3 separate regions of the Homo sapiens genome follow, and regions 1 and 2 are each linked to region 3. A link is a loop called in an ENCODE intact Hi-C map of the cell type or tissue named here. Cell type or tissue: mammary epithelial cell. All regions are shown on one strand.

Region 1 (8,000 bases), 130 kb after region 3:
ACAAGCCAGGGCTGTGGCACCACCAAACTGAAGTTTCTGGAACACAGACCACAGCCCAGCTGAAGCTGTCTCCTTACGTGAACTACTCCTTCCGCGTGATGGCAGTGAACAGCATTGGGAAGAGCTTGCCCAGCGAGGCGTCTGAGCAGTATTTGACGAAAGCCTCAGGTAAAGCGGGAAAGCGGGACTTCTAGGGTACGAAATATAATAAAAAAGTTTTCCACTCTTCGCAAAAGGCCAAAGCTTACACATGTGTGGCTGCTTAACTTCCAGAACCAGATAAAAACCCCACAGCTGTGGAAGGACTGGGATCAGAGCCTGATAATTTGGTGATTACGTGGAAGGTGAGCTATGATGCCTTCAAATTTATTCGCTATTTTTTAGAGTGAAAAAAAAGTTGTTTGAAAATAATATCTACATTAGAATCTCATTTCACCTATTTCTGGGGAAAAAAAATATATATATATATATAAAGATACATATATATCTTTACTTAAGAGGCAGTATTATATAGTTGCTAAAAGCTTGAGCTCTGGAGTCAAAATGATTTGGTGCAAATCCCAGCTCTGCCACTAACTCTGTGATCTTAGGCCAGTTGTTTAACATGTCTGTTAGGCAGCTGTATGATGGGAGTAATAATAGAACCAATTTCACAGTATTAAAGGAGCTAATACATATAAAGCACCTAGAACAGTGCCTAGCATATACACATGCTCAAAAAAATGCTAGCTAGTGTTATCATAAAGAACCACCTGGGGCCAGTAGCTCACGCCTATAATCCCAGCACTTTGGGAGGCCGAGGCGGGCAGATCATGAGGTCAGGAGTTTGAGACCAGCCTGACCAACATGGTGAAACCCCGTCTCTACTAAAAATACAAAAATTAGCCGGGTGTAGTGCTGCATGCCTGTAATCCCAGCTACTCAGGAGGCTGAGGCAGGAGAATCGCTTGAACCCAGGAGGCGGAGGTTGCAGTGCGCCGAGATTACACCACTGCACTCCAGCCTGGGTGACAGAGCAAGATTCCATCTCCAAAAAGAAAAAAAAAGAGCCACCTGGAAGACATGCACCAAGCCATTCCCAGCAGTCAACTTCTTTAGTGGGGAAAGCTTATCTGTGTTTTCTGGATTTGGAAAATTAACATATATTTACTCATAATTCAAAACCTATTTTAGAGCCATACATGCATACTTAGACATGTATACATATATGTACATACTTATATTTATACAAACATGTAGAAACAACAGAATGACAGGCTAGCCTTTTTTTAATAAAGAGGAAAACAGTCTAAGTTTCCATCTGCAAATAAAATGGACAATGATGTACTATTGCACAAACAGGAATATAAAAAGGATTCTATGTGACCGAAATGTCTAAAGAATCACCATCCTTGACGGTAGAGCCAGAGTTTGAAAGGTTTATGTGATATTTATTGCATCAAGATAGTAGTTTACAACCTTTGAAATGTTGATCCCAAACAAGCTTTGAATCTCATTGCAAATGCACAATTGATAGAAGGTCCCTGGAGAAAATGGTTAATAGCTTGTGTTTTAGTATTTCAATGATCACTTTCTGTAGGTCTGGGAATTGAATTTGCTGTTCCTGTAAAAGATTGTGCAGTTGATTTGTGTTATAAGCTCTGGTTATTTGGCTTTCCTTGTAGCCCTTGAATGGTTTCGAATCTAATGGGCCAGGCCTTCAGTACAAAGTTAGCTGGCGCCAGAAAGATGGTGATGATGAATGGACATCTGTGGTTGTGGCAAATGTATCCAAATATATTGTCTCAGGCACGCCAACCTTTGTTCCATACCTGATCAAAGTTCAGGCCCTGAATGACATGGGGTTTGCCCCCGAGCCAGCTGTAGTCATGGGACATTCTGGAGAAGACCGTAAGTGATGCCATTTCCTACTTTTCCCCAGCAAAACAGACTTACCAAGGTGCAAGCCAAGGCCATTTCTCCTTGCTCAGGTTGCAAGGGAGGGAGGTGGCAATTATTTTGCACGACTTCTCTGAATTTAAACAGCCTGCTGTGTAAGAAAGAGAAGTTCAGAACGTTCAAGGTGATTGCAGTATAGTTGTCCCTTGGTATCCACAGGGGATTGGTTCCAGGATGCCCTGCCTTGGATACCCAAATCTGCAAATACTCAAGTCCCACAGATAGCCCTATGGAACCCTCCTATATGAAATATCAGCCCTCCATGTCCGTGGGTTTTGCACCCAGGAATACTGTGTTTTCCATCTTCTTTGGCTGTAGATGCAGAACCTGCAGATGTAGAGGGCTGACTGTATTTTGGGGGGAAAAAAAAATCCAAGTGTAAGTGGACCCATGCAGTTCAAACCCGTGTTGTTCAAGGGTCAATTGTACTTTTTAAAAAATCGTGTTTTCCTACTCACTGATGGTGGGAGGATCCCTTGAGTCAAGGAATTTGAGTCTAGCCTGGGCAACATAGCAAGATGCCATCTCTTAAAAAAAAAAAATCTCTCACAAAGTCAAACAGATACCCCAAAATCTGTGTTCAAGCCTTAATAATCCATAGAATAGGTCTGCAGTATGCTTCAAGCCAAAATTATTAGAGAGAGTCATATTTATGGATGAAATTAAAAATAACATTGATACTTCTACCACTTCCCTGTCCTTTTCCTAGTCCCAATGGTGGCTCCTGGGAACGTGCGTGTGAATGTGGTGAACAGTACCTTAGCCGAGGTGCACTGGGACCCAGTACCTCTGAAAAGCATCCGAGGACACCTACAAGGCTATCGGGCAAGTGAAAGGGGACCTTTTGTGGCTTTATTTAGTAAGGGCTGCAGCGAATGCCACTTGTCATGCATACCACAGGAGGTGGGGCTTATTTGTTTCATTGCTTTGTGAACTTGTGGACTGAAGAGTTCATTTCGCTCATTGCCTCAGGTAGCCACTGCCAGAGTTGACTTGAAATCTCACTGCATCCAAAATTAAAAAAAAAAAAAGTTTTCTCCATTTTTCCCACTGATGATCTAACATTCTACCAACTAAGTATGTATACAAAATGGGGAAAATTAATTTTTTAAAGACCTAGAATATTACCAACTCTAGCTAGCTTTAAAGCAATATGGACCACATGTGTTGAACACACAAAATTATCCTGATAATCATTTAGGCATTTTTAAAATAATTCAGAATATACTTTAAGACCATATACTCTTAGCTAGGTCATTCTTATAAATATCCATTATCTTTGTTCTTGAGAAGTACTGAAAGATAAATATCCATTATCTTTGTTCTTGAGAGGCACTGATTTCATATTTTTTACTGATAGGCAGCCAAGCGTACAGTCACTACTTTGATTTGTTAAGCCTGACCCCTAGAGGTCACTTTTTGTACTACATCACATTCAACTTTTTTTTTTTCCCCCTAGCATTGCCAGATTCCATGTAAATGTTGACTTCTCCTGAAAATGCCTTTAAATTCATAAGAATTTAAGAAGACTTAGTAAACAACAATTCTGGATTTGTGACCAAAATTAATCAGTACTTTCTTATCCATCTCTCCAAAACCTGTGCCTGCAATCGAATACAAAAAAAAGTATTTTAAACTAAGTGATACAGTTTGATTTAGTGGAAAAATTCTAGACTTTCAGTGGAGGATCCCCTGTGGCTCTTGATACCTCTGTGGCTGTGAAAGTCACTTAGTAGCCCACACGTTCATCTGCACCATATGAATAACAGTAATAAAAGCCTCACTGTGGTGTTTACAATCACTACATGATAGGTTGTACGTGAACATGTATTAATTCTGGAAAAATATGTAAACATTGGGCAGTAATTTTTATTTTTAGAATATTTTATACAAGTAAAAGACTTAAATCCTATTGTCCTCCATTTGCCTCATGTTCTAGAGAAAACCACATGGGTCTCGTGCTGTTTTCATTTTCCTTAGACTCCTACGACAAAGTAGTGTAGCCCAGCTTTGTCATGTGGCTGTAATTTAATTTCCCTCATGATCTATGGGCTTCTATTCCTCTTGCCTCAGAATCAATATCCATCAGTTTTGCTAGTAATTTTCTTCTAAAATATACCAACGGAATTTTCTGGAAAAACAACAGTTTCAATTTTGTGAGCATAAGGAATCTTGTTTGCTCCTTTCTGCATTCCTGACTTTCGTTCTTGCTGTTTCAGATTTACTATTGGAAGACCCAGAGTTCATCTAAAAGAAACAGACGTCACATTGAGAAAAAGATCCTCACCTTCCAAGGCAGCAAGACTCATGGCATGTTGCCGGGGCTAGAGCCCTTTAGCCACTACACACTGAATGTCCGAGTGGTCAATGGGAAAGGGGAGGGCCCAGCCAGCCCTGACAGAGTCTTTAATACTCCAGAAGGAGGTATGGAATGGACGTGTCTCTAAGATCTCAGGAACATATGGCATGGCCTGAGAGGTTTTGCCTGACAGAAGGGCTACTGATCAAAGTATATTCTGGAAGCCAAATGTGATTGAAATTTCTATAGATGAATACAGCACACACAAAGCTACCAAAATGTCAGATCATATGTGGGCCTAAGTGTACATAGAAGGCTTCAGAACCCAAAATGCTGCTCTGAAATGCCCTCTCCCGTGACTTAAAATTTTTCTCCACACACACTGTCTGAAACCTTGTTACTTTGACATTTATTTGGATCATTAACTTTCTGACCTGAAAGAGGTTCCATAACTTCTCTGAATGTCAGTAGCCTCATCTGAAAAGCATGAGAACCAAATTAGATAACCTAACAAAAACACCTGGAAAGGAAAATATTTCTATAAGTTATAGTTTACTTCTATAGTTTCTTTCTTAGTGCTCTTTTCTAATTTATTAGAAAGTTGAACCGAGTTAGAAGGTTGCAAGTCTTGACCAAGTGGATTGGGAAGAGGAGGGAAAAGTCATTGCAGATATGGGCAACTGCAAGGGAGAGAGTAAGGAAGGACCAAATATATATTGATCCAGGAGTCAGGGGAGAAGGAATTTGGACACAGGGACAAGGGAGCCTTGTGGGTGAGGGAAAGAGGGGCCCATGTAGTAAAAAGGATGAGGATTTGAAAAGGAAATAAAATGGGTTTTACCTATTTTAAATTTTGCAACAATATGCCACTATGACAATGGCCAGATAGCTTCTGTAGCTTGCTTAGCTCTTTTTGATAAAAGAAGTTCACAGAAGATGGACCCCACCCTGGCTGCTGATTGAAAGATTCATGATGCAGGCAGCTGCCCAGCAGCCTCTGAGAACCACCCTGCATCCCAGCTCCCATCTCATTGTAAGTTTTTGTCGTCAATCTCACTGTCCCTTAGAGAGTCAGGGCTCTTCCTCCTCGATGTTTTCACAAGCTGGGGACTGTAGTCCCTTAGGGAGACAATGAATGGGTTTAATGAGCTCCATGAGCCTCCTAAAATTGTATGCAAGATAAATGTATATTTTTCCAGGGAGTGTTTATGGCTGTCATCAGATTCTCAAAAGGGTCTGTGATCCCCTAAAGTAAAGAACCACTTATTGGGTTGGGGAAGCTTAGAAGCCTAGAACTATGTGCCAGGCATGGTTTTAGGACCAGACAAAGACATCTAGGGGCCTAAAGCAGGGAAATGACAAAGAAGATGGGGATAGGAAGAAATGGATATGATTTAGATTAAGGAAGTGGAGTTAGTGTCTGAGGAGAGGGTGGAAATGAGGCAGATAGGGAAGTTCAGGTTGACTCTGGTTTTTGGCTAGAGTGACAATAGGGAGAGTGGTTCCATTAGTTAGTTTCCAGGGGCAGTGGTAGGGGAGGTAACCATTGTGAGAGAGAGCTGCCACCAGCCATCATCCTCATGAGGAAGTGAATAAAAGATGAGCAGACATGTTTCCTCTGGTGATTTGCCAGCCTCTGCCACAGAGAACCTGAGACCCCTCGGGCCTTCCCCAGGGCTGGGGGTGTGCCAAGGTTGGGCTTTTGTCCATTCACCACCAGATCCTGGGCAGCTGTCAGCTCTCAGGATAAGAACGTTTCTGCACCTGGGCATGCTGGCCCAAAGCCCAGCAGGCAGGGCATTCTGACTGTTTGGAGACACCTGGTTTGTTAGAGAAAACAGTCCTTAATGGTCCAGAACACAGCTGCTTCCACTCAGATCCAGTTAGAATAGTTTCACTTGGTAGCTAGTTTGCTTCTATTAAGACACCATTCATGCGTCAAACAAGTACTGCCTCTTTTTAAAATATTAGGTTTGAGTCCATCTAAAGGCAAAGTCATTATGTGTTTTGAGAGGATGGTTTTATTAAATATAAATGTAAATGACAAGAGAGAAAAAGGAAGAGAATAACTAAATGGGTGCCTGTCACAGGTTTGTACTAATGTATTTTCAGCTGAATCAGGAATGAGTTACTGAAACTCAAAACCTTGAATCGTGCGAGCACGGTGAAATGTCAATTTAATACATGTTGAAACATTCAGAAATCTTTGTGTTGACTGTAAGTTCTCACTGTAAGTCCCCAGTGCTCCCTCGTCTTTGAAGATTGTGAATCCAACACTGGACTCTCTCACTTTGGAATGGGATCCACCGAGCCACCCGAATGGCATTTTGACAGAGTACACCTTAAAGTATCAGCCAAGTAAGCTGTTGGGAGGAAGAGAAGGGGAAATATGTTTTTTTATTTTATTTATTATTTTAATTGACAAATAATTATACCTCCTCATGGGGTACGTAGTGATGTTTCGATACATATAGTGATCAGATCAGGGGAATTCGCATATTCATCTTCTCAAATATTTATCATTTATTTGTGTTGGAAACATTTAATATCCTCCCTCTAGCTGTGTAAGGAACACCAGAACTTAGTCTTTGTATCTAGCTATCATTTTGTATCATATATATATATACACACGTATATATATATATACGTGTATATATATATACACGTATATATATACACGTATATACATATATATATATATATATATATATATATATATATATTTGAGATGGAGTCTCGCTCTGTCACCCAGGCTGGAGTGCAGTGGTGAGATCTTGGCTCACTGCAAGCTCCATCTCCCGAGTTCACACCATTCTCCTCCGTCAGCCTCCCGAGTAGCTGGGACTACAGACGCCCACCACCATGCCCGGCAAATTTTTTGTATTTTTAGTAGAGACGGGGTTTCACCATGTTAGCCAGGATGGTCTTGATCTCCTGACCTCGTGATCTGCCCACCTCAGCCTCCCAAAGTGCTGGGATTACAGGCGTGAGCCACTGCGCCCAGCCTTCCCTTTAACTGATATCTCCCTATCTCGCCTTCCCTCTGTCCTTCCTTTATTTCTGGGATGCTGTGTTCTACTTTTTACTTCTGTGACATGAACTTTTTTTAGCTTTCACCTATGAGTGAGAACATGTGGTGTTTAACTTAACTGTTATCAAAAAATACAAGCTAGTTTTTCTTTATATCTGTAGAATATATACATATAACTTCAAGTGTTGTTTCAGAAAGAACTTCAAATCTTACTTTTTAAAGAAAAATGATGTCTATGTTATTAAAAATTAAGTAATCTGTAGAATAATACAGACCTTTAGGAGTGGGGTTTAGGTGAGTCCTGTCATTAAATCACATATGCATTTTCTACAAATAGAAAATGGTTCCTTTGGCAAAAGTCCTCTGAAGAAAAATGTTTGGGGTTATTTAACAATACAACTCCACCTGCAAGAACACAGGGGAAAAAATTCTATTGTGATTCAACCACAACATTCTTCTAGTTTATTAGCCAATAGAGAACATACTACCCCCTTGTGATATATGATATGATATGATATGATACGATATGATAGAACATAGCATAGGAGCTGTTAAAAGGTTATCACTTAGTTATGCTGGGGAAAGAGTGAGTGGGATTATAAAAGTCAATGTAAGCCAGGTTGAACATTTTTAGTTGACGTATTTATTTATAATAGTATTCCTATAGCAGTTAATGGAGAATGCACTTGTTCATTATTTCTTATTGACAGTTAACAGCACACATGAATTAGG
Region 2 (8,000 bases), 150 kb before region 3:
TTGCACATTTCCTTTCACCTAATGCTAAGGTAAACTTCGTTCATACCGTTTGCATGTCTTGTATCTTGACAGGGACTCAGTATGGGCCTTCCAGGCACAGAATAAAAGGATTCTTTTGTCCGAAAGTGAGCTTTGAGAAATCTTTTTGACCAATATCTGCTAATTCTATAGCAGATGGGTTTGTTGTACAGATTATTTCATCACCCAGGTATTAAGCCCAGTACCCAGTAACTATCTTTTCTGCTCCTCTCCCTCCTCCCACCCTCCCCCATCAAGTAGACCCCAGTGTCTGTTGTTTCTGTCTTTGTGTTCATAAGTTCTCATCATTTAGCTCCCACTTATACGTGATAACATGTGGTATTTGGTTTTCTGTTCCTGCATTAGTTTGCTAAGGATAATAGCCTCCAGCTCCATCCACGTTCCCGCAAAAGACATGATCTCATTCTTTTTTATGGCTGCATAGGATTCCTTCTAATCTGGAATCTTCATTTTGTCAGATGGAATCTTTTCATTGGGCTATAACAAACTTACTCTCACCATAACTACATTCACTTATGAGGGCAGAGCCCTCATGACCTAGATACCCCTTATTAGCACCCCTCTCCCATTGCATTGGGAATTATTTCTAATACGTGAAGTTTGGGGGACCATTCAAACCATGACACAAATGGAACAAAATGGGTTTTATTGTTGTCCAGTTTTGCATTTAGTTTCTCTAAAGTCCCTCATCAGAGCCCATGGGAGGTAACAAGTTTTGAGTTAAATATTTAAAAGGTATATTTTCTGTCTTACCTTGACAAACATATAATCTTAAAGACCTGGAAGTCCAGGTTTGAATTTAGAATTCTTAGACTCTTTAGAATTCTGTGGTAGAATGTGGTGACATGGAAACACCCAGCCCGTGGCCCACCCGACTTAGTCCTGAGCCTTCAAAGGCTTCAAGTAACCTTGGGTGAACTTTCCAACCCACAAGCAAGTTATATCAACATCCTGCAAACCACCCCCACACCTTTGCATCAGCTGTCTCTGAGGCTTTCTGTTGTGTATACCAGCAGAGCAGCCCACTGTCTGTTATGTGGGGAAGGGGCTTTTGCAAGTCCCAACAGAATTCTTGGATCCTAGGTACCCAGATATGTTCTAGAAGGAGGAGATGGTAGCATAACCTCTAGGAGAGTCAGAACAGGGCTTTCTTAAAGCACAGGGTCCAGGGTAGAGCAGGACTTTCTAAAATACTGAATTTGCTTGTATCTTGTGAATTTTTGACATTTAAAAATATTTTAATACCTTGCATCTATTAGGATGGCTACTCTCCAAAAACAAAACAAAATATTAAGTGTTGGCAAGGATGTGGAGAATTTGGAACCCTTGTGCAGAGTTGGTGTGCAATGTAAAATGGTGCAGCCACTATGGAAAACAATAGTTTTCTTAAAAAAATGAGAATAACCATATGATCTAGCAATCTCACCTTGAATATATATCCCCAAAAATTGAAAGCAGGATCTCAGAAAGATATTCATAACCCCATGTTCATAGCAGCATTATTCATGAGAGCCAAAAGGTGAAAGCAATTAAGTGTCCATCAACAGATGAATGGATAAACAAAGTGTGATAGATATGTACAATAGTATATTATTAAATAGAAAGGAAATTCTGACACATGCAACAACATGGATGAACCTTGAGGACATCATGCTAAGCGAAATAAACTAGTCACAAAAAGACAAATACAGTATGATTCCACTTATATGAGGGACTTAGAGTAGTCAAATCCATGGAGAAAGAAAGTAGATTGGTAGTTACTAGAGCCTGAAGGAAAAGGGGAATGTGGAGTTTGTTGTTTAGTGGGTATAGAGTTTCAATTTCACAAGATAAAAAGAATCCTAGAGATAAAAGGTAGTGATGGTTGCATAACAATGTGAATATACTCAACACTACTAAACTGTACACTTACAAATGGTTAAGATGGAAGTTTTTTTTTTGTTTTTTTTTTTTTGAGACAGAGTCTCAGTCTATTGCCCGGGCTGGAGTGCAGTGGCGCGAGCTGGGCTCACTGCAACCTCTGCCTCCTGGGTTCAAGCGATTCTCCTGCCTCAGCCTCCTGAGTAGCTGGGATTACAGGCACACACCACCACACCTGGCTAATTTTTGTATTTTTAGTAGAGATGGGGTTTCACCATGTTGGTCAGGCTGGTCTCAAACACCTGACTTCGTGATCCACCCGCCTCAGCCTCCCAAAGTGCTGGTATTACAGGCGTGAGCCACCAGGCCCGGCCAAGATGGAAGATTTTTTGTTATGTGTATTTTACCACAATTTCAAAAATATATTGAAAAACTTAAAGTAAAATTTAAATTGATGCTTAAAACATAAACAGTAGAATGTCAGTGTGCACTAATCTAAGATCGCTTTTCTGTTTTAAAATGCAACAAAACAGCCAAATAAGAAAGCTTTTGAGTAAATCATTCATTTATACTCGAGTATTATTTCTGAAGCCGCTTCCTTTCTTCCCTCCACAGTGAATTCGTCTTCATTGTACCTGTTGTCTGTTTCCCCCTTAAGCCAGACATGAAGGGCACATATCAGCGTGTTTCTCAGCATCTGTTTTCCAGAGCTGCAATTCCCTGTCCTTGATGACCTCATCTGCAATGGCTGATTGCACACTGACCTTGGCTAGTCTTAAATCTATGCAGCAGAACCTTTGTACATTCTTGTAGACAGAAACTGTAGGAACAGATGGAGAAATTGGCTACAGGAACATGGTTATTATCGCTGAAAATGTTCCTCCTCTTTCCAACTTGGTTCCCCAAGCATGGGGGTGGGTTGAGCCAAGCAGAAGGTCTTAGTGACTCATAAGTGGAGGAGAAATCCACATATAGCAGCCACTAAGGTCACATTTTCCTCCAATTGCTTGAGCATTACATATTTTCAATAGGTGTAGGGATGCTGTGTTGCTAAGCATCAGGCAAGGAATGGGTTTCAAATTTCTGGGTTCTGACACGTGCCCAAATGGCACCAGAGTGGCAAATAGAATTCTGTGGCGGTGTGGCAGATGGTGAGGAGAAGCATGGGAGAGCAATTGGTGTTTTGCATCTGTGGAAACTTTCCATTGCTTACTGATCAGGTGACATATGAAACTGCACATCCTATTATTTATATATTACAAATACATAGGCACATATCCTAATCCATAGTGAGTAATAAATCACCCACTGTGAGTCTGCAAGAGGTATGGGCCAGCGAGAACTTTTCCAAGAGGAAAAAGGACCAGCTCTTGGTAGAGTACAGTGAAGGGTGAACCCAGGCCTGGCTCTAGGAGCTCAGTGTGACCCTGGGGTATGGAGCTAAGAGCTGCTGAGGTTAACTTTGGTCAAGTCATACCGATGTCTCGTCTGTCCTACAGTTGCTACTTTATCCAGCACCATATCTGCTTTCGAGTTCATTCACATAGCTGTGGCAAGATTCAGATGCTTTTGGGCTGATGGACTGAGAACCTCAGTTCCTCACAGGCTGTTGGCCACAGGATCTCCTCAGTTCCTTGTCATGAGAACCTCTCCTCTCCATATGGCAGCTTACAACAGGGCAGCAGGCAAGCAAGCAAAAGAGCAAGACAGCAAGACAGAAACCAGAGTGATTTGTAATCCAATAGAAGAAGTGACATCCCACTACATTTGCCATATTCTGATAGTTAGAATGGAGTCAGTAGGTCTGGTCTCAAGGGGAGGAGATTTCACATAAGGAAGAATACCAGGAGGAGAATGTCACTGGGAACCAGTTTAGAAAGCCTCCCATTATAACAACTATGCTTTTGGACAATATTGGGTTATAATACCCTTTCAAACAGAAAGGCTTTAAAAATTACTACATTTGCAGCTACTCGGGAAGCTGAGACAGGAGGATCACTTAAACCCAGAAGGCGGAGGTTGCAGTGAGCCGAGATCACGCCACTGCACTTAAGCCTGGGGGACAGAGTGGGACGCTGTCTCAAAAAACAAACAAACAAAAATACCTACATTTCTCACATGCCTGTCAGAAATCTAATGCACGTTGCCCAGCCTAACCTATTATATTAAGATAATGATGACACTGGTATAAGCCATTCTTCTAGCAAAAAACCTGTTATATTATGACAGGAACTTTTTTTTTCTTTTCTTTCTTTTTTTTTTTTTTTAGTGCTTCAGTCATTCTTACCAGAATTCAGCCAGGTTTTATCTGTGTTTTACTAGAGGAGCCGAAAAAAATGCTCTTGGTTACCACCAGAATCAAAAAAAATGACACAGCTGAAAAAGAATTTCTGTGCTCACTTAGTCCAATTCTTTCATTTTATAGCAAGGCAACAGGCTCATTACTAGCATTGCTGGGTCCATGTTAGGTTTTGCTGAATTTAACATTAGATTTGAGGACAGGACCAATGGTACTGCCTCCCCTGGGAGGCCTGCAGCATGGATGTGGATTAAGAAAATTGAGATGGAAAATAAGGCAAGGCGTTAAAAAAAAAAAAAGTGGAAGAGGAAAAGAGGGGAGGGAGAACTCTGAGAAAAAGAGACAGGACTGCAGAAGTAGAGGAAAAGAGAAAGGCTAAAACATATTCACTGCAGGTACCACTGGGGGGCTCCATGACTTTCTGATGTAGCTGTTTTAACACAGTGACATTCTGATGTGTCTATGAAAACAATGAAACTTTTGGTGTGTTGTCATTGATAGACAGCATGGCACAATGACTGGTTAAGACTTAACTTTGGAGTTATAATGCGGGGCTTGAATCCCATCTCTGCAGATAAACTGTGTGACCTCTGCAAGTTACTTAACTTTTTTTTGCCTTATTTTCTAAAAGGGGAATGATAATAGTGCCTACTGAATGGAATTTTTGTCAGAATAAATGAGTTAATAAATGAAAATAATAATAATGATTCTATTATTATCACATGATGAGGACACAGACCTTATTCCCAGTCCTCAGCTGGGTTTGAAGATGGAGTGAGGCTTGGTAATAGGGAGAGGATAAGGCTTAGGGATGGGAAAGGGATAGCAGCAGTTAGGGTAAGGAGGCAAGTTGTGGGTATCACCAGCAAAGTGCAGCCAAATCAGACTGCCTCATGCATCACCAAGCAGATCAAACAGACTGCATTAGAAAGTCTATTTGCCCACACCGCCATCTTTCTAATTGTAGAACATTTTTCTATCCCCACCTCCCATACTCCCTTCATTTCAGCTCCTCTTGAAGCCTCAGTTTGTTCTTCCTGTTGCTCATTCCCTCAGGAGATGAATCCCCAGCAATGTAGAGCTGCAGTGCAGTTGAAGTAATAAGCTGGAAATCAGAACTATATAATAATTTTATATTATTACAATTATTATGTAGTATCAAAATTACTTTCTGTTTTTTGAGACGGAGTCTCACTCTGCCGCCCAGGCTGAAGTGTAGTGGTGTGATCTCGGTTCACTGCAACCTCTGCCTCCTGGGTTCAAGTGATTCTCCTGCCTCAGCCTCCCCAGTAGCTGGGATTACAGGCACACACCACCACGTGTGGCTAACTCTTGTATTTTTAGTAGAGACAGGGTTTCACCATGTTGGCCAGGCTGGTCTCGAACTCTGACCTCAGGTGATCCACCCACCTCAGCCTCCCAAAGTGCTGAGATTACAGGCATGAGCCACCGTACCCAGCCCCAAATTACTTAATTTTAGTTTTTGTTTTGTACTATCACTGTGGTTCCTATCTTCTCCAGAGCTTTTTCTCTTCTGGCTTTGTACTTTTTATTCAAGCATGTATTTACATTACAGACATCTTATCAAATAATTACTGCTTAAACTAGAATTTGCTGAGCACCTATTATGTCCTAGATACTGTCCAGTGCTTTCTTACAATAACCTTATGTATTAAGTATTGTTACTCTACCTGTAAAGGTAAGGGAAACTATACCTGAGAAATCATCACTCACATAAAAAAAAAAGAGAGAGATTCTATTCATGTCCTTATTCTTTCAGCAACCCCCAATAGCCTAAGTAGTCTCCCAGGCATCAGGACTAACCTGGACTTCACCAGGACCAAATATCGTCTGCCTCAACCTGGCTTCATAGACCAGGACTGGAGCCTGAAGAGAAAGAACAATTCTAAGCAGAAGTTCAAGGAGCTGTTTAAAGAGGGTCTTTATGAGATTGTAACACAGGAAGACACAAGCAATGTTGCTTCAGTGCCCGGGGGATAAATTACTACACAGAACCAGGGCAAGAACTGAAGAGAGTAGGGTGTCATTTTCCCACTTGACAGGTTTGCCCTGTGGCATTCACTGGAAAATAATGTGGACCAGAAATCAATGTTTCTCAGTGGCCGGGGTGAGGGGCAATCTTGGAAAACCAGAGTACGAAGTAGAAGGACATGGGAAGGACAGGCAAGACAACCCCAGGATTCTCAGCAATTACTGCAGTGGGGAAGGAACGGAGGGGCCTCAAGTCCTTTACACAGGGCAAAATGATGGGGCAGTGAGAGTTGATTATGGTTATCTGTGGCTTCATTTGTATTGATGAGAAATGTGGTTACACAAAAATAAATAAGACAAATTGTCCTCAAAGAAGTGAAATTTTATGGAGTCAGACATGCAAACAGATCATTAAAAGGTGACCAGCACTATTATAATAGTCCTTACAGAGGAGGTAACAACCAAGTAAGGCTCTGAAGGATGAACAAGAGTTTGCCAAATGAAAAAGAGATGGACCAATATTCTAGCTAGGAGGAACCTCACATGCAGAGGCTTAGAGTTATGGAAAATGGAGAGATAAGTTAGGAGCAGATTGTAAAGAGGCACACCAGGAGATGTGGAATTTACTTTGTAGGCAATAGAGAACCAGCCCACCAGCCCAGACTTTCAAGTAGGGGGATCATGGAATCTTTTTTTTTGCGGGGGGGAAGGTATTTTAGAGGAAAATTTGGACAATTAGTTGAGAGGTGCAAGGTACCACCTGAATGGCAGTTGGGTAAGGACTAGAGTCAGAAGAACCACTGATGGGACTGTGGAAACAACTTGTGCAATGACCCAGCAGCCAGATATCATGCTGGTTCAGGAACCGAGGGAGGCTCTGTGAGGCCAGAGCACATTTGGCTGGAGAAGGAGGAGAGGATGGCAGTAGAAGGAGAAGGAAAAGAAGGCTGCTCACTTGCATGCAGATGCTGTGAGCTGACGGGGCAAGTTCAAATTGAAGTTAGAACAGACCACTGGGGTAGTCAAGACCTTGAAGGATGAACCTGTTTCTTTTTCATTCCTGAATCTTGCCCCAGCACCTTGGAGGCTGGGGGTGGAGGAGGTGGTGAGGTGGGGTGGGGTGGTGAGGAGCTCAGAAAATGTTTTCCTGAATTAGAGAACTGAAGGAATCAAGGCTCCGCTGAGCTCACTAAGCGCTGGAGCCTGCTGTAAGTGGTCAAGTCGGGTGATACCCAGCAGACAAGTAATTTGTGTGCAGACCGGAGTAGATTACGGAGGACCCAAGGGTCAGGCTAAGGATCCTGAACACCATCCACGATAGAGTGGAGACGTGCGCTTCGGAGCCTGAACTATGCAGCAAGCAGTGTGTTTACTCAAATACTATACAGTTGGAAAATCTTAATTCTCGATTTACATTGCCAAAAAAAAAAAAAAAAAATCTCCATAATACTCCCCCATTTGTAAATAAGCAAATCCGAACTAACCCTATTCCTTGGGACCAGAAGACCCAGTTTCTACCGCGGATAGATAGCATCCGCCTTATGCTAAAAGCTCTTTTTTCTGCGGTGGTGGGGGGCGGCGGGGAGTGTTTGGAAAGAACGGTTGCAAAAACAAAACAAAACCCCCAAAACCACTCACCCAATCTCAACCACCCCAACTGATGAATTTCGAAGAAAGTGCTTTTTAAAAAAGAAAAAACTAGAAGACCACAGACCTCCCACAGAAAGCTAAACCCATGAGAGTGGCATTCAAAAACTACCCATTTTCTGGAACATCTTTTGTAGCTAAATCCCAGCCATCCTAGCCCCGG
Region 3 (8,000 bases):
ACCTTTATTCCTCTAAACTGAAAAGAGGAATCAGACGTGATTCTCTAGGCTGGAATCCTTTAATGGGATGTCCACCAGAGTTCTGGTCACTTCTCTGCTGTCACTTTTGATTGAAGCCAGCAGAGATATGTTTTGGCAAATCTAGTCATGATTTGTCTTCCTTGCAGGGCTCTCTCTTTAATTGTGTTTCCCATAAGAGAGCCAGTTGGAGTTAATATATTGACACTCTGCTGTGATTGATGACAATCAATGTCGTGTTAACGTTTCTCCCATTTTTTAACCCACAGAGCAATGCTAAGAAGACGTTTGGTTTAAAGAATTAAAAGGAAGAACAACTTAAGAGCTTCTTCAAAGGTAAGAGTTTGTCTTCTCAAAACATTTGAATTCGTAGTTAAAGATGAGAATTATAATATTAAATAATGTGATTATGTAATATTATTGCCATATTTAATACTTTTCAATCCAGAGAGTATGATAAAAGACAGAGAGTAGAAACATAGATGCAAAAACATTAATCATACCAATGTCAAAGAAGATAGATCAAATACATAGGGAAGTAAACCAGCCCTCATGTCCTTTCATAGTAATAAGATTTTTGTTTAAGTAAATCATGAATCATAAAGCCCAGAAAATAGAGAGCAGAGGCAAAGCACTGCTAGTAAAAATGTTTATAAAGGGACTAAAGATTAAAAATTATAGGGAATCATTTACAAGAAAATAATTTTCTTTTTGATTCAATAATATATCAAAAGTCTCCTGAGGGTATACCATCCATTAGTGATTTTTCTTGTCTCACAATGGAGTCCAAAGAATAAAAATATCTCCTTTGAAAGTTTAAATGTTACTTTGAAATGTGATTTCTGCTTTGTAAATTCCTTCCCCATTTCTTATTTCCTACCCCGCTGTCCGCCCCATTCTTATTTATGCCATTCAGCATTATCAGCTCTAGAATGGACCCTGTTAGGCCTATGATGCCTTCTGAAAGGCCATCTATTATAGTACTGAACTTGATGAAAAAATAATCTTACTTGGAGATCTGGAACACAGTTCAGAGAACTGTATCTCAACCAATAATAGCTTTTTTAAGGAATTATGAGAGCACGATTGTTCAGACATTCAGTTCTTTACCTTGTTGATTTCATTTAACAAATAAACTCATGGATTTTAGTTAAGGAAAGAAGATTGTATACAAGATTTTGAGATAGTAAAATCCTTTGAGCATGTTGTCTCTTGTTACTGAGAATTCTTAGGCTGATCCATTGAGATGTCCTTTTGTAATTGAAAGGAAATGATTCATGCCTCAGCTGAATTTGCTTCCATTGTGTTGTATTGAAACTGACTTCATATGACTAGTTCTTACAGTGTTTCAAAATACCATCAGAAATCCCCAAATTAGTAGACTGGAAACTAAGAATGTTGCTTTGTAAATCAAATAGCACAAATTTTGTTCTGCTTGAACAGTCCCTGAAAAGTGAAAATTAGCAGAGACTAGCAAAATTGATGTTAGGTAATTATGACCAACACCAAAATAGCCTTAATTTTGTACAAATGGCTCTTTTAAGAGAAAGCTCCCTTTGTTGAAGCAAAATGACCTATTTTATATAGTTTTTATGTACCCCTCTCCTCTACAAGTGTCCTTGTTTCATAAAGAACACCTGCAAGGTAAAGCAATGTGATAGTAAGTACCATCCATTCTGACAGGGACATATACCAAATTACAGTTGTTAGAAACTAGGAGTTACTAGTAATGGTATTAAGTATGGTGGCTTACCAGTACAATACTAGTATCAGCAGTAAGGTATGGAAAATTCTTTCGTAGATAATATATTGTCTGATATCTATAAGGTAGTAAGACACTGAGGGCGGGAGTTTATTTGTAAAAATGGTGTTTTCTGGTGAGCAGGGAAAACAGCGGCCACTGTGAGGAAGTACATGGTGCCCTTTTAAGGTGGAAACGCTTGGCTCAACAGCAGGTGCTCTCCCACTTCCTAGCCCACTCTCAGGTAGTTCTAAGGGAGTTTTTCTGGCTGGATGCATTATTTTTTCTTTCTTCCATCGTGTGAAGGGTACTCGATTGAAAATCTCTGTCTTCTAGAGCAACAAGTGAAAAGGCTCGATTCTTCTTTTCTCAATACACACTTCTTGTTGGTCTTTCTGGCTAGCCTTTTGTTAATTGGCTCAAGAGAGCTTTTAGTTGTCAGGTCCTATGAGAGCCACTAAAATGTCTCATTTTTTGGTTTCGTGAATGGTTGAATCTTGTCAAAACTAAATACTGAGTCTTCCCAATTTGTTTCCCTGGCCTCACAAAGACTGACTGAAACTTCCCAAAATTCTAAAGCACACTTATACTCAGAATGTCCCTAGGCTATTCAAGTATTTGGCCTCTGACATTAGAATAAATAAGTTTTTTTCGTAGCTACTTAGAGTTTTCAGTAGTTTTTCCCACATTCACTGGCATGCTGTGATGTTCAGAAAAATGCATGCAGCCAGAATTGTGGACTGTGGTTTGCAAACTCTCAGGCCCATCCCACATCCTTCTGTTTGGGAAGTGCCCTCTGTCTGCCCTTATCCAGTGTCACACATAAAAACTGCTCACGTTTGCCATTAACCCTAATGTGTACATTCTCTCCCTGGGAAATCTGTCTTCTACCTGCATTGAAAACCTTGAGCTAAAATGCAAGGCTGCTAGTGGTGGCATTTTGATAATCAACCAGAGTGAGGAGAGAGGATACCTCTGAAATCACTTCGTAAAATGAGTTTTCTGCTGGCCACATTCGTGTAAGTTTGGTCCTAGTAGTAACCATAAGGAGTCTGAGGAAGAAGAATGCCCAGGCTGCACCTTAAAGCATGTTCCCATTTGGCAGCAAGCTGTGTATGAAGAATAACCTGACAAGGTGCTGGAGTCATTTACTGACTGTTTTTGTGGATGACTTGAAATTTGTTCTTTCCCTTGGACTTTACAATACCGAGTTGTTAAAGTTATATGTACATCTTAGGAGAAGGGTAGTTACATCCTGAATAGATAATAGTAAAACTGGTAAGAGTAAAAAGACTTTTATCTTATAATTAAGTTGATTTGTAAAAGTGAACCTGTATTTTATTACAAAATCCTAATAGTTATACAATTTTAATGCTATTTATTTATTTAATTTATTTCTTTCTTGAGATGGAGTCTCACTTGTCACCCAGGTTGCAGTGCAATGGCGCGATCTCTGCTCACTGCAAACTCCACCTCCCGGGTTCAAGTGATTCTCATCCCTCAGCCTCCTGAGTAGCTACAATTACAGATGCATACCAACATGCCTGGCTACTTTTTGCATTTTTAATAGAGACAGGGTTTCACCATGTTGGCCAGGCTGGTCTTGAGCTCCTGGCCTCAAGTGATCTGCCTGCCTTGGCCTCACAAAGTACTGGAATTACAGGCATGAGCCACCATGCCTGGCCAATTTTTAATACAATTTAACAGTAAAGACAGCTATCAAAATTTTGTCCTACAGGATCATTTTAAGGCTGAGTTTAGTTGATACCAGTCAAATCAAGAAGACCCAGCACCCACAGAAAGAATACTTGCCCCATGAAGCTGAAGATTAAAAGCTCATGAATAAAGCAGTTACTCTGGGATGCCTAGAACTTATAAAAACCAAGACAGGGATCTAACTCCAAGTAAAAAATATTTACCTCTTTATTGTTTTATACCAGTAAAGTTTGATTCAATATGTAGTCATCTGGAAAACTAGAACAATCTTTTCTTATACAAATTAACTTCCTCCCTCTTCATTGTGACATAGCATGAAGGCAAGGCACAGATTTCAACTAAGTGACATCTCTTGAAACATTAGCATACTTGGACAGTCCCTCTATTGTGATCGTGATGAACTTTTTCACAGAATGACTACTTACCACTGAAATGCAGCATTCCTGGAAGCTGAATGACAATGCAGTGAAGAACATTCTGTTCTTTCAACCCAGGCGACTGCTCAGCTTTCCATTTCCACATGAAGTCTGAGCAGTGCTCTCTGTCCTGGGGTCAGATGGAAGCATATTAAATTCAATGTGCAACATTTCTGTAGGGAGGCTAAATTATACATTTCCTGATATTTATCTCTGAGTTTTATTCACATCCGTGATTGAGATGCCTTTATTGATTAGGCATCTCATTTCTGCCTCTTGCATCCTGTCCTCATTATTCTTATGGGACACAGCCATTTTTCTCTGGACATCTCACCTTATCCCCCTTCTCACCACTCCCACCACTCTGGGCTGCTCAGTTTGATAGCTGTTTCTGAAGGCTCAGAAAGAGCAGTTGAAATGTGTTTGAAGAAAGACATCAGCATTTTCTCTTGGGAGATAGCTGGGTAAGGATAATGCCATAGTGAGACAATGATGAAAACAGTGGCATTATGTTTTTGTGGCAGCAATAATTGGTGCTAGTAGTCAGTAGAAGGAATCCTGCAACTTTTATGTGTTCCCCCCTCTCCTCCCATTGTAGCCTAGTGGGGAGAAATATCTGGTTTGAAACTGGAAATAAAAAACTGCCTGAGTCACTCCAGTACATGAAATGTAGAGCACTTAGCATTTATACACCAAAGGGCTAATGCGTGACCTTTGCAAATAGCTTCTTGCATATACTTACTGGATTTGATTTCTTTTCCTTGCTGTACTTTTGGCTTGTAGTTCTTAACTGTTTTCTGGGATTATTAGAATCAGAACTCGTGATGAAATAAGTCTAGATTCGTGACCCATAGACTTTAATTTTGAGGTTCACCAAAATGACCAGAACAGTGCCACCAAAAGGCAGGGGCACTGCCCTGTGGCTCTTGTTCCCAGCAAGTACAACCTCTATTAAAATAATTCTCACCCTGAGAGGAAGCTTATTCCAAATGAAAGTTATAAATGGCATCCCTTATTCATTGAGTTAGGATCTTTGTATTCAGCATTCTTATCACCAGAATCATCATTTATTGAACTTTAATTGTGCAACATAACCTAATGGGTGAGATACTCCAAGTATGGACAATTGGAAGTGAGACACAGCAGGAATACTGGAAGGCCTCAGGTGTTCAGGTCCACATGGTACTCTATACAAAGGTAGACATGTGTGCCTAGGTTCTGCGGGTATTTTATCATGTCTCTTCCTTCCAGCATCTGGCCATTTCATCCCTGGCTGCTTTTGGAGGGAGTCGAATCCTGACAGGAGGGTTATCTAGGGAACTACCCAGGAGGAAAATGAAACCCAGTGTGGAGCAGGAGGCCAGGACCAGGCCCCTGCTGGTAATGCAGTATGTTGCTGTCACAACTGACTGCATACACAAATAGATGCTTGGGTTTTTTTTTTTTTGCTTTGCTTTGTTTTCTTTTATTTTGCCTTTCATGACAGCATTCATTTTGTAAGGCAAAGAAAAAAATCTCTTGGATGGATTCAAGTTTTCATATCTGCAGAAGGCATTTCTACAGCTATTGTCAAACTTAGCTGGTCTGTAAAGATTCTTTGTTTCTGGTTGACTGTTGCAGAAAGCAAGTTCATAAACTACCACGAATACAGGAGAGAATGATTTCTATTGAAAGAGTCGAGTAGGATATGGTGCATGGAGCCAGTCCTGAAAAGGGTTTTGTTTCTTGTAGCATGGTGGAAATTCACATTCACATTGCTGCTCTGTGCTCTTTAGCATGCTACAGTGAAACAATGGGCATGCCAGCCGTTATAGCAGTGTTGATTAATGCATTCCTTGAATGTGTTGATTAATGTGTTCCTGGGATGCCTCCTTAAGCCGCCACTGCACCTGAGGTGTGTTGGATATGCCTTCTCCCCGGCTGCTGCTTCGCTCACATGAGCCCTTTTACACATGGGTCTTTTGTGTGTATATTTCACACCATTGCCTTTATGAATAAAATACAGATCTAGCAGACTTTTTACAGACATATTATCATCTGACAGAAGTGTCTACATTATAATCTAGTTGGGACTCTATAAACTATGATGTTCATAGGAGGAATGCTCTTCTAATAAACACAAATGCTTGGTGGCATGGCTTAGTGGCATCTCTCTGTCCTGTGCATAATCCCACCCAGGGATTTATTTTTATTCTTTTCAAAAGTTTTGTAAAGAAATAAAACTGAAAATACTTATGGAGTACAGTTTGCACTTGAATAATATGGGAAGAGATGTGTAAATGGATTGCCCATTAGACACTTGGTACACTTGGAGTCTCACTTGGAAACCCACTCCTTTCAGGCCAGACAGGGTAATTCTGTTTCCACTCTGCTTCATTCCAGGTTGTGACTTCTCCTGCTGTATTCTGAATTCTCATTAAATAACATGTTTGTTTCGTAGCATGTTTCCAGAAAGACTTACCTTGATGTGGTTCTACCTAACTAATGGTTTGAAAAAGATAAGTGGGAGGTTTTTGTAATTTGTAACTTGTAATTTGAGACATAAGACTTCTACTACTACTTTAAAAACTTTCTAACCTTTTAATTCTCAGCAAGAAGACCAAAAGGATTAGAAAGCCATGTTTTAAAATGATGTGAGAAGGTTCAGCCATAGAAGAAATGGCCCAGTGGTGCTGGGGTGATGGCATTGCCTGCTGTGCCTTGAGGCTCACACTATAGTATTTTAACAGAGGAAACCATCCGTGCTATTCAGAAAAATTACCTTTAACATTGGTAAAAGCAAAGCAAACAAATTCATCTTGAATAAGAGGGAATTTTTATATAATAAAAAATTATCGTATGAAGCCATTATATAAAGAAGTGGTAAAGTCTACAATATTTATTGCTCTTAAATCTTGGCATGAAATTAATGGTGAAGGATGGCATTTTGATATTTTTAAGAATAAGACTTCAATGAGGATTCTTTATTCTTTTAACACATATTAGTGACAAGACTATTCAAAGGTCTGCTTTGAGGTTCACAGAATACATAACTTCTGTTATTTCAGTAATAATAATTAACCCCAAAATTCACTATTATTTTAAATGGTTGTTTATATCTGTCTCACAGAGAGTATTTGTGGAAAATGGAAAATATTGAATTATTTCTTTTGCATTTGCATACATAAACTTCTCTTTTGGAACTTGCGGTACACAGAATATGTGTTTAAATCATTTTAATACATGTTAGATTTGGAAGCTATATTTGGAAACACTAATCTTATTTGAAATGTATTAGTTTTCAGATAACTTTTAATTATACGATCTATTTAAAAGCAAAATGCACCAAAAAGGTATCTAAGAGGGAGTATACATGTATAATTAGATATGCATTTTCTTGGTTTGCCTTGAATTCTGCAAGAATTGAAGGGGTAAACAAAGAGAAGCAGTGAGCACAATTAATCTGGTTTTCTGCAAAGCTTTTGATACTGTACTGAATAAAGCTGCTGACAGAAGCTGTTAGCTTGGGGAAGGAAAGGCCATAGGAGGAACAGGTTATGAAAGGAGAGAATGGAAGGCAGAGGACAGTCCAACACGGAGAAGAAGCACAGGGGAAATGGCTTCTGCACATTTCTATTTATTTACTTTTGTCAAAAAGCACAGAGAAGATGCAGTTAATGTAGTTTCCTAAATGGCTTCGTTCCCTGGGGCAAAAAACAAAAAACAAAAAAACAAAAAACTGAGAAGGATCTTGACAAATATGACTAGACAAAAGTACCATATTTAAATGATTCAAATGACCTGGAAAATATATCTACGTTCCAAGTGTCCTATAAAATATTTCTTTATTATGTAACATTTCTCTCTTACTGAGAATCCAACTATAGATATTCTTTAATGCAAAAACAGTCTTCAAATCGATTTGATTTGCCAAATAATAAGTTATTTGACTGGGATATATTTTTAAAGGTATCTGAAAAACTTTCTTGCCATAGAGGAGTAGGAAAAATAAATATATTCTACCCAAACCAGAAGTCATCCCTAAGGAAAACATACCCTAAATTTTCCCCTGGGTCTTCTCATTGATGGTTGTTGATAACCCAGACAGGTTTATGGTAGATTGATAGACA

What was found. A loop is a pair of places that touch in the nucleus more often than their neighbours do. Peaks named below come from ENCODE experiments on the same cell type or tissue, not always from the same donor. Only the 100,000 strongest peaks of a DNase experiment are listed, where the experiment ranks them.
Region 1: it touches region 3 in a loop (2.9-fold over the local background); 4 of 110 quality-filtered maps call a loop at or near these places.
Region 2: it touches region 3 in a loop (2.8-fold over the local background); 6 of 110 quality-filtered maps call a loop at or near these places.

Annotation. Positions count from the first base shown.
Region 1 is chr7:108,176,585-108,184,584 of GRCh38, reverse strand. It overlaps NRCAM (neuronal cell adhesion molecule), which reads left to right. Exons shown (of 33, transcript NM_001037132.4): 21 at 1-168; 22 at 274-344; 23 at 1,665-1,890; 24 at 2,648-2,763; 25 at 4,158-4,362; 26 at 6,473-6,595; 27 at 7,979-8,000. LOC102724363 (a long non-coding RNA gene) reads right to left here. Exons shown (of 4, transcript XR_002956579.2): 4 at 7,544-7,673. Among named protein-coding and RNA genes, the nearest start is that of LAMB4, 50 kb to the right of the region's middle. RefSeq lists an enhancer at 2,524-3,316. In mammary epithelial cell, a CTCF peak has its summit at 3,333; no DNase peak of the experiment used is centred here.
Region 2 is chr7:108,456,760-108,464,759 of GRCh38, reverse strand. No RefSeq gene overlaps it. Among named protein-coding and RNA genes, the nearest start is that of NRCAM, 4.3 kb to the right of the region's middle. In mammary epithelial cell, a CTCF peak has its summit at 4,584 (motif pointing right); no DNase peak of the experiment used is centred here; H3K4me3 peaks cover 103 bases.
Region 3 is chr7:108,305,019-108,313,018 of GRCh38, reverse strand. It overlaps NRCAM (neuronal cell adhesion molecule), which reads left to right. Exons shown (of 33, transcript NM_001037132.4): 3 at 288-354. Among named protein-coding and RNA genes, the nearest start is that of NRCAM, 150 kb to the left of the region's middle. RefSeq lists a silencer at 3,780-4,074. In mammary epithelial cell, no CTCF peak of the experiment used is centred here; DNase peaks (open chromatin) are centred at 1,308 and 3,898; H3K27ac peaks cover 5,717 bases.